3 separate regions of the Mus musculus genome follow, and regions 1 and 2 are each linked to region 3. Evidence: chromatin contacts called from ENCODE POLR2A ChIA-PET data. All regions are on one chromosome and are shown on one strand. Each heading gives the region's core, a stretch centred on a gene start or an enhancer-like site at or near the end of the contact. The rest is flanking DNA. Distances are from core to core; before and after follow the strand shown.

The links. ChIA-PET counts read pairs that join two places held with the same protein, here RNA polymerase II (POLR2A).
Region 1: POLR2A ChIA-PET joins it to region 3 with 54 read pairs in Patski. The contact joins the promoter of 4933433H22Rik here to the promoter of Zfp36l2 in region 3. POLR2A ChIA-PET finds 5 or more read pairs at or near these places in 3 of 5 experiments (Patski and embryonic stem cell).
Region 2: POLR2A ChIA-PET joins it to region 3 with 13 read pairs in Patski. The contact joins the enhancer-like site here to the promoter of Zfp36l2 in region 3. POLR2A ChIA-PET finds 5 or more read pairs at or near these places in 2 of 5 experiments (Patski and embryonic stem cell).

What each region holds. Positions count from the first base shown.
Region 1 is chr17:84,076,877-84,079,940 of GRCm38, reverse strand. 4933433H22Rik (RIKEN cDNA 4933433H22 gene) reads right to left here and starts at 1,281. Exons shown (of 6, transcript NR_045458.1): 1 at 887-1,281. All of the region lies in intron 1 of Gm35551 (a long non-coding RNA gene), which reads left to right.
Region 2 is chr17:84,257,426-84,260,555 of GRCm38, reverse strand. All of the region lies in intron 30 of Thada (thyroid adenoma associated), which reads left to right. Among named protein-coding and RNA genes, the nearest start is that of Gm24492, 29 kb to the left of the region's middle. Within about 2 kb of position 1,794, at least 2 of the 3 ENCODE cell types and tissues checked have a DNase peak (open chromatin) inside an H3K27ac peak, as active enhancers do.
Region 3 is chr17:84,186,015-84,189,263 of GRCm38, reverse strand. Zfp36l2 (zinc finger protein 36, C3H type-like 2) reads left to right here and starts at 1,317. Exons shown (of 2, transcript NM_001001806.2): 1 at 1,317-1,620; 2 at 2,108-3,249. The coding sequence starts at 1,570. It also overlaps a transcript of Gm36279 not described here.

The sequences.
Region 1 (3,064 bases), core at 32-2,531, 110 kb after region 3:
AGGTTACGGGGCACTCAGAAAACCTAAAAACAGCCTACGTCTTTGCTTTGTCCAAGAGTTTTCTCCAGAACCCAGGAAGTCCCCGGCTCCGACTAGGCCCAAACCCTCAATCAGGGCAGGCCTCTGTCTCAGCTCCTTGGCCCTGGGCGGGTGGGAGAGGCTTCACAGAGGAATGGTTTCTACTGGCACCAGGATGCTGTGTGGCAGCCATCTCTGTCATTGCCACATGAGATTATAAAGTCTCTAGCGGGCACAGAGCCCTTCAGAGGGCAAAGTCTGCCAGAACCAGAGTTGTGAAGTCACAGGACCCCTTTGCACAAATCCAGCACGCACATCTGCATATCATTGCACAGTGGTTTTGCGTACATTTGCCTCCAAATCTGCAGCCACGCCCTCATAACGCCGGCTCCTTTTCTTCCTCCATAAAAACCAAATATTGAAGTTGTATTGATAAAGCCCCTAAATCTAACCCCATTCATTTCAGGGTGGTTTAAAGGCCTGCTATGGGGAGCAGCCTGTGTTGGGGCTTCCAGAAAGATGGACGTAGACAATAGATCCCCTGTTCCTGGGGTACTCGCATTCTGAATGGGAATTCATATCTGAGATCCAGGAAAGAGACTCTGATAGTGTTCACTCAAGGAAGTGTATGGTGGGAAGGGCAGGGTTTAGGCTGGGAGTTCAGAGTGGGCCAGAGGAGCAGGAGCTGTGGCCTTCAGAGAGAGAGAGAGAAAGAGAGAGAGAGAGAGAGAGAGAGAGAGAGAGAGAGAGAGAGAGAGAGAATGTGTATATGTGTGTATGTGTGTTGTTGTAAAGAGGTAGAGAGAGGTGTGACCCTAGTTCTCTTGGTCCCATGGCTCCCTTTGGAGCAGACTCTATGAATGCTTACCTTCCCTCGTACACTTGTCCAGCTTTTCTTGTACAGATTGGGTCACATGTGGGGTCTGTGGTGGCCTCACGGCCCAGCAGAACTTGTGTAAGCAACAATCAGGGCCTCATCTAATGCCAGCCCATTTGGATGTTGTAGATGAGGGGACCGAGAGACTGTTGATGGGCTTAGCAGTCTCCTCGGGAAGGGAAGGGGCTAGGATCATGAGCCCCAGTGTCCTGGATCTCCGCTTGTATCTCGGTCAGCACACTCTACGGCAGGTTGTGGGAGCTGCTTTGTCAGGTTGTAGAGCAGGGCCTGTCAGGAGTTGGGGAAAGCTGCTGACTGCTGGGTTCAAATCCTGACTCCATTGGTTGTCAGCCATGTGTTTCCAGAGACATCAGTGATTGCTCAACGAAGATTTCCCCACCTGGGGATTGAGCAAAGATGGGCAGCTCCTGGGGGTGACTGACTCACCTACTCACCTGTCACAGTGGTTCTGTGCAATAAAGGTCTGTGCTGGGTAGGGGTGGGGGAGGGGCATGGGAATGGCTTACTGAAGGCTTCATGAGAGCAGACCAGTGTGGTTGGAGAAGGGACTGTCCAGGGAAGAGAGGAGGACAGAGCTGAGTCTGGCTGGAGAGGCCCAGCCCCCTGCCGTTAAGTGCCCTCCTTCATTCCGTGGATGCGGAAGATGCGGTCACAGTCTCCCATAGCTAGGCCAGCTCATACAGGTGTAGGGAACCTGGCAATTCTGCCCTCTATGGGATCCCTAGCTTTCTGATTATGAGCCCCAATGTCACCGTTAGCCCCACCCACACTGTAGGCTTAATAGCACAATTGGATCTGGAGTTGCCTGCCTGGACACTTGAAAGCAGTACCTCAGGCTTACTTTCACCTTCTCTGGGTTCTTAAGAAAAAAAAAAAAAAAAAACCACTCTACCAAGGACAGCATTTGGTCTCTCTATATTGTAGAAAGCTTCCTTAGATCTGAGGACCAAGGCCAAGGACCAGCGGAAAGACTAGGTTACAACAGAACGGGTCGGGGGTGCCGCACAGGAGCAGACCGGAATGAAGAGCCACCGAGGGATGCGGAGATGGTCAGAGAACCACAAAGCAAGGGACAGAACACATAGGTGACACACCTAGACAGACATCCATTCTTCTGCTTATAGGCTCACCCTACCATCTTCAACAGAGCCCAGACAATGGCTGGCTCCCTGCCGTTTTCTAGAATATTCTCTAATGGCAGATTGTCCAGAGGTCCAGTTTGAGAGAAAGCAAACTGCTCACTCCTTACGCGTGTTGTTTGTTCACTTGTAGATAGCTCTTGTATAGCTCAGGCTGGCTTCAAACTCACTTCAACTTCGGATGATTTTGAACTTGTTAAGATTTTAAAGGACTTTAATTTTATGTGTACCAGTACCTTATCTGCATGCACATCCATGCTGTGTGTGTGTGTGTGTGTGTGTGTGTGTGTGTAGCACTTGAGGCAGCTAGGAGAGGGCCTCTTATCCTCTGCAACCAGAGCTAGGGATATTTTTTGTTTGTTTTTTGAGACAGGGTTTCTCTGTATAGCCCTGGCTGTCCTGGAACTTACTCTGTAGACCAGGCTGGCCTCGAACTCAGAAATCTGCCTGCCTCTGCCTCCCAAGTGCTGGGATTAAAGGCGTGCGCCATCACTGCCCTGCTAGGGGTGTTTGTTAACCACTCTGTGGATGCTGGGAATTGAACTCAGGTCCTCTGCAAAAGCAGCAAAGGCTCGTAACTGCTGCACCATCTTTGCAGCCCCAACCCTGAGCTTTTTATTTTGCCGTCTCTACATCATGAGTGCTCAAATTACAGCATGTGTCCCATGCCCGGTTTATGTGGTGCTGGGGATCAAACCCATGTCTTCGTACATCCGAGGCAAGTACTCTACCAAATGAGCCCTATCTTCCAGCCCTCCTCTATGTCTTTTTATTCAAGCACATCTGGATGAATTGAGATTGGCTGTTACTTGGAACCAAAGACAGACATGGGGCTCAGTCTTTCCTTTGTTCCACAGCTGTAAGAAGGGAAAGAAAGGAGACGTGCAGACAGTGTGCTTGGGAGCTGGGTACCACCTTGGCTCCCAAGATGCCAGCCCCATGCAGGAGACCCACTGAAGGTACTTGACCAGGTGCTTGCTTGTGCTCCTGTCGGCTCCTCCCTTTCTAG
Region 2 (3,130 bases), core at 545-3,044, 71 kb before region 3:
TTGCAATGTGAAAGAGCCAAGCACATGAGAGGGGTATTTATGGTCTAATAGCTTAGGCTATGTTACATTGTCAGGCATGCTGGAAAGAGGCCCAACACTGGCATGTGTGGGTGCACACCAGCATGCCCTTTATGCTTGGCACACTGTCTCTCTTCAGGAGTTGTGTTTGGAACATAAATACAATGTGTTTGTCTGGAAAACCTTGACTCTATTCTTGGCTTTGCCCTGATTTTGGGGAGGTCACTTGAGCACTATAAACAGTGTTGTTGATTCTGAAAAATGGAAAAATAATGTCTATGTTTCTTAGTAAAAAGATAAAATTAAAGAAAAATATGTTTGAAGATAACCTTTTCATAAAATGTGGTCTACTGTTCTTCCATTACTCTTATTGCTGGAACTGAGGTCCAAGCCTATACCATGCCAACTTCACATGACCATAGTTTGTCAGACATGCTATAAGAAATTCTCCCCGTGATACATCCAGACTTGTCATTCAGCATCCAGAAGTTGCCATTTTCCTTGTCTGCTGCTGGAAAGTGAGCTGGAAGAATAGAAGCTCTGTTAGCATCCTATAGCATAATCAATGCTAGGTAGCCTCCAAGACCAAACTACAAAGAAGGTTTTCTGAGATACTACTTCTTTCCCATAATTCCCAGCTCATAGCTTATTAAGTTATTAACCAGCAATTTCTCTGGCAGCATATTAAACTTTACTTTTAAACAAGTCACAGAGGGAGGGAAACATGCATCGCTCATAAAACAGTTTCCCAGGCTTTGAACAAATCCCAAAACCCACACAAGGTCTCTTTTTCATCATTCTCTGCACACAGCTTGAATAGTAGAGCATTAATAAGAAAAAGGTGCTTAATGAAAGGATGGAAAAACACAAAAGTCTCTGGGAGTCCAGGGGCTCCCTAAGGACCCTCTGAACAGACCAGGTGAGCCTTCATGCAGCAAGAGGGAAGTCATGGCTTGAGATGGCAGGATTCCCCCTTGTGTGTGGCAGAAGGGAAGCAGAGCAGGCTTGTTTTCAGACCTGCCTTGAGAAGAGGGCCCCAGTGCCTTCCTCAGACTGTAGGTGAGCCTTATGCTATCCCTCCCCAGAACTTGTCAAAGGGTAAAGGCCTCAGCTCTTCTGAATCCTCTCCCCTCAGAGAAAAGCTGTTCCCCCAGAAGGAACCATGGAGGGATAGGTACTGGGCCTTTGTTACTTTTCCAGACACTTCCAGCTTAGGGTCAAATCCCCTGAAGACTGGTCCATACCAAAACAAGGCACTGAGGAAAGGCTTCATTTTAAGAGCCCAAGAAGGAGGGCTACATGGCAGCTTCTCCATTTGGGGTATGTGTGAAAGCACTAGTGGGTTTAGTTGCAGTAATCACGCAGCCCACCAGCACCAGCCCTTATGAGGACAAGGTAATCTTAGGACTGGGTATCCTGCCAACCCCACATGTTGCTGCCAGCTGGCTTGCCTGCACATCTGAATCCTAGCTGGTACTGTGGAGGGAAATAGCTTGTTTAAAATTACATATTCTGCAATTCATGACCATTTGGCATCGTGGCTTAAACAAATCTCCATTTGTTTCTCCAAGAATGCCATATGCTGGTTGGTTGCCCAGGCTGTGGTAAAAATGGACCTCAGAATGGGAGCAGGAGCTTCTCTTTATTTAATTTACACTTCCACATTTACATGGCTTAGTGTGGTCTGCATCAAAGGAAGACCTCCTACATCCTAGCCACAGCAGCTCTGTAAGCAAGCACAAGCTCTGTGGACAGCCTCCACAGCCATGCTGAACTGCTGGGATTGCTAAGAGGGACAGTCAGGAAACCCAGGGACTGTCAGCAGAACGTTGGCTAGCACAGCAGCTCCTCTGTGGTCAGAAAAGGCGTCCCTAGAGGACAAGCTTGGAGAAGAATTTTAAATAAAGGGCCCAACACAGCAGGCAAGGGTCAAGAGCCCAGTCATAACAGGGTGTGCAGACATTATGTATAAATGGCGCCTTCTCTGCCATTTTCTGGCCTCCTCTCCTTCCTCCCGCACCTGCTCTGTCCACTTTCCTTCTTCCCTGATCTGATGGCCATTACTGCTCTTCCCTGCTGCCCCTCCCCGTGCCCACAGCCCCCTGTGGGCTGCTGAAGGCCAGGGCTACTTCTCACTTGCAGCCGGGAGCTCCCACTCCTTGCTGACTTCTTTGATCTGCAGTTTGAAGCACCCAGACCAGGATGAGCCTGGTCCCATCATCAGACATGTCAGCTGTGACTGATGTATGTCTGGCACCTCCTCCTTTTTCCTCTGACTAGCTCAATGACTTTCCATGTCTCCAGCCCCCTCCTCCTCCAGGACATTCATTTTCATTGCTTTTTGTTTTTTTCCCTCCCCTCTCTCCAATCTTGCTGCAGGATGCCCCTACAGTATTCAGTAGACCTTAGCCTTGGGTCCACCCAGAGCTTGGGGAGTAGTTCCCTGGGGAGTCCAGATCAGGTTTCCTGACTTACATGCCAACACCAGGAGCACAGAGCAGAACAGTTGTTTCCAGCCCTCTCTAAATATGACGGTGGATTCTTGTGGAAGAGTTTGCTGCTACATATACAAAGTGGATTGTCTCTTTGAGAGAGCCCCGGTGGGTTCACAGTATTAAGTGGACATCCAAATCTTTCAGTGTGATTTGAGCTGATGGGATGATCCATAGGAACTTTAGCCCGTTAGGCTTCAGAGCGCTTTACAATCCATCAGCTCTAAGATCTGGCCCCTATTCATCCTTCCCGCAGCACTCCCTTCTGGTCTCTTCTCCTCATCTTTCAACTCTACGTTCTCTAGAGATGCTGTGGACCCAAGTTTGTGGGTGTACCACTTCCTCTGCTGGGGTCAGTGCCGGCTGCTGCCCAGACTCCTCACCAGGTCAGTCTCCTCTCCTAGCAGCCTTCATTTTGTCTATTGCTCCTTCTTTCATGCCCCACCCTATGAGAGTCTGTATGTTTCTCCCACTAAACCAATATATTTCAAGTATTTGTTTTGTTTTAAATAGACAAAAAAATACCATACCCCCCCCCCAAAAAAAACCCTTTTACATGGTGGCCAATAGATATGTGTGCATCTATGTACATGCATACACAGAGATACACTAGACACACC
Region 3 (3,249 bases), core at 68-2,567:
ACTACTGGGCCTTCCACCCAGGGCAACCCGGACTGCCAGCTGGGTGAATTCATGGGCCCAACTCCAGCTTTTGGCAGCCAGTATGAAGTGTAGGGATAAAGGGTTCTGGACCTGACCAGATGGGCCTCACGGGGTGGGGGTGGGGGTCGCTAGGTGTGTGGAGGTGTGTGTGTGTGAGACCCCTCTCAAAAAGAGCCAGGGGCCTTCTGGGACTGCTTTTTCCATGGAAAGCTGGTAGGAGTTGCACTAAAGGCAACCGAATGAGGACCTCTTTCCCCCAACCTGGGTGGTGGTTCAGCAATCACCGCCTCGCCTCCGGCAGCTCACACAAAGCTTAGATTCAATGCCGCGCCTCCCACAGCAGAAGGAGGAAGGTTGCAGGATTCGACAGGCCAAGGCTGTACAGGCGGGAAGCCTTGGCTAGGAGCTGCACCCACATCCCCGAGAGGAGGCCAGGCCAACCAGCAGGCACAAAGGTGAAGGAAGTGACTTCCTCTATGTCCACACTGCTCCTCCGACTTCCCTCTAGTCCCCTGGAATAGGCTTTCCCGCCCCGGACACCCCGCGCCACTCGGCGCCTTTGGCCCAGGCTCAAGGTCTTGTGATGTGATTAGCAAAGCCAGCGCCTTGTCCTCAGACACTCGGCTCTGCCCCACAGGCCGCAGCGCTCAAGTCCTGTTTACTGAGCCTGGGCGGGGAGAGGGGCGGAGAAACGCGCCAATGCTCCTCCAGGCTGGCCGCTCCCGCCCCCACCCCTACTGCGTCTCCACGTGCAGCCGGGCCGGAGCTGCCACCTACGGGACAGGCCGCGACCCCCGTTCCTAGTCCCAAGCAACTTGGCCAAGCGCACCATTGCTGTTTTGCTGTTCCCGCGCGCGGAGCAAAAACTAGGATGGGAGATAAAAGCTGCGCCAGTCGGCCCAGCCGGATCGGGCGAGGAAAGGCACGTCCCGGGTAGCCCCGTCCTGGGCAGATAGAACGTGTACGTGCTTTCCAACGTTATACTCGTAGAGGCGGAGGAGAGCGAGGTATTCCCGCCGCCGCCACCCAGCAGGACCCAAGGGGGCCGCACGCCCCACGCCGCTCGGGACGCCCAGGCTGCCCGCCCCTCCCCTCCCCTCTCCTCCCCTCCCCCGAAGGGGAAAAATTGGCGGCGACCAATGAGAAGCCGAGAAGGAGCCTGACGTCCGCGGGCTGGCGGGCGGCGTTGCCTGGAGACCCCGGCCGGTCAGCGTTCAGTCCCCTCCCCCGGTGCGCTTTGCCCCGCCGCCGCGCCGCTCCGGGGCTGTATAAAGGGCGCACGCTCTCAGGTCTCCGAGTTCCACCAGTCCGCGAGCTGCCGACGGCTCGGGCGGGGGGCGGGCCGGGGCGCCGAGCTGCGCTCTCGCTTCTCCTCTGCCCCCCACTCCGCGCCACGGCCTCCCGCCGCCGCTTCCTCGGCCGCACAAGCACAACTTTCCGTCCCTCCTTGGCCCTCGCCCGTTATTCATCTTGGTTCGAGTCTCGCCGTACCGAGGGCACCTCCCAACCTCCACGCTTGCAATTTCGACCATTACAGGACCCAGAAAAATGTCGACCACACTTCTGTCACCCTTCTACGATATCGACTTCTTGTGCAAGGTAAGCAGGCAGCCGGAAAGGATGGCGGACGGCCTGGAACCCTTTGGAGTTCCGAGACTTGCCGCCGGGCCGGGCCGAGGCGGGAGGGACCCTTCCAAGTTGACTTTGCGGGTGGAGGGAAGTCCTGGAGTTAGCAGGACTGTGTGCTTGCGACTGTGGGCGTGGAGAGAGCGAGTAGCGGCTGGAGCAGCCGTGCTCCTCCCGAACCGACCGCGGCCACGCTGCCGGGACTTCCCGGACAGCGTTTGCGCCGCCCACCCCGTGGCCACGGGCCCAGGATCACATGGCTAGACCCGGAGCGGCCGGGGTGGGCGTCCTCCACTCTCTCCGGCCTGCGTTTTGCGAGTGTAGCGGTGGAGGCTGAATCGGATCCCACCAGAAACCCCAACAAGTGGGCAGTTGGGACTAGGGCGTTCACTCTGCAGTTAGCCCCGACTCTCTTCCCCATCCGATTTTCATCCCGCTCCCGCTCCCCTCCCTTTGGCAGACGGAGAAATCCCTGGCAAACCTCAATCTGAACAACATGCTGGACAAGAAGGCGGTAGGGACGCCCGTGGCTGCTGCCCCCAGCTCGAGCTTCACTCCGGGCTTCCTGCGACGCCACTCCGCCAGCAACCTCCACGCGCTTGCCCACCCTGTGCCCAGTCCGGGCAGCTGCTCGCCGAAGTTCCCGGGCGCCCCTAACGGCGGCGGCAGCAGCTGTGGCCCCGCAGGCGGAGGCGGTCTGGCCTCCTACGGCCAGCTCAAGGAGCCTTCGGGGGGCAGCGGCACGGCGCTGGTCACCAAGGAGAGCAAATTTCGGGACCGCTCGTTCAGCGAGAACGGGGAGCGCAGCCAGCACCTCCTGCACCTGCAGCAGCAGCAGAAGGGGGGCAGCGGCTCCCAGATCAACTCCACGCGCTACAAGACGGAGCTGTGCCGGCCCTTCGAGGAGAGCGGCACGTGCAAGTACGGCGAGAAGTGCCAGTTCGCGCACGGCTTCCACGAGCTGCGCAGCCTCACCCGGCACCCCAAGTACAAGACAGAGCTGTGCCGCACCTTCCACACCATCGGCTTCTGCCCCTACGGCCCGCGCTGCCACTTCATCCACAACGCGGACGAGCGGCGGCCCGCGCCGTCGGGGGGCGGCGGCGCCTCCGGGGACCTGCGAGCGTTTGGCGCACGCGACGCGCTACACCTAGGCTTCGCCCGCGAGCCGCGGCCCAAGCTGCATCACAGCCTCAGTTTCTCCGGCTTCCCGTCGGGCCACCACCAGCCGCCGGGGGGCCTGGAGTCGCCGCTGCTGCTCGACAGCCCCACATCGCGCACGCCGCCGCCGCCCTCCTCCTCGGCCTCGTCCTGTTCCTCCTCGGCTTCTTCCTGCTCTTCCGCCTCGGCGGCCTCCACGCCCTCGGGCGCCCCGACGTGCTGCGCCACGGCGGCGGCGGCCGCGCTGCTCTACGGCCCCGGGGGCGCGGAGGACCTGCTGAGCCCCGGAGCGCCGTGCGCCTCCTGCTCGTCCTCCGGCGCTAACAACGCCTTCGCTTTCGGCCCGGAGCTGAGCAGCCTCATCACGCCGCTCGCCATCCAGACCCACAACTTCGCCGCCGCGGCCGCCGCCGCCTACTACCGCAACCAGCAGCAGGGCCT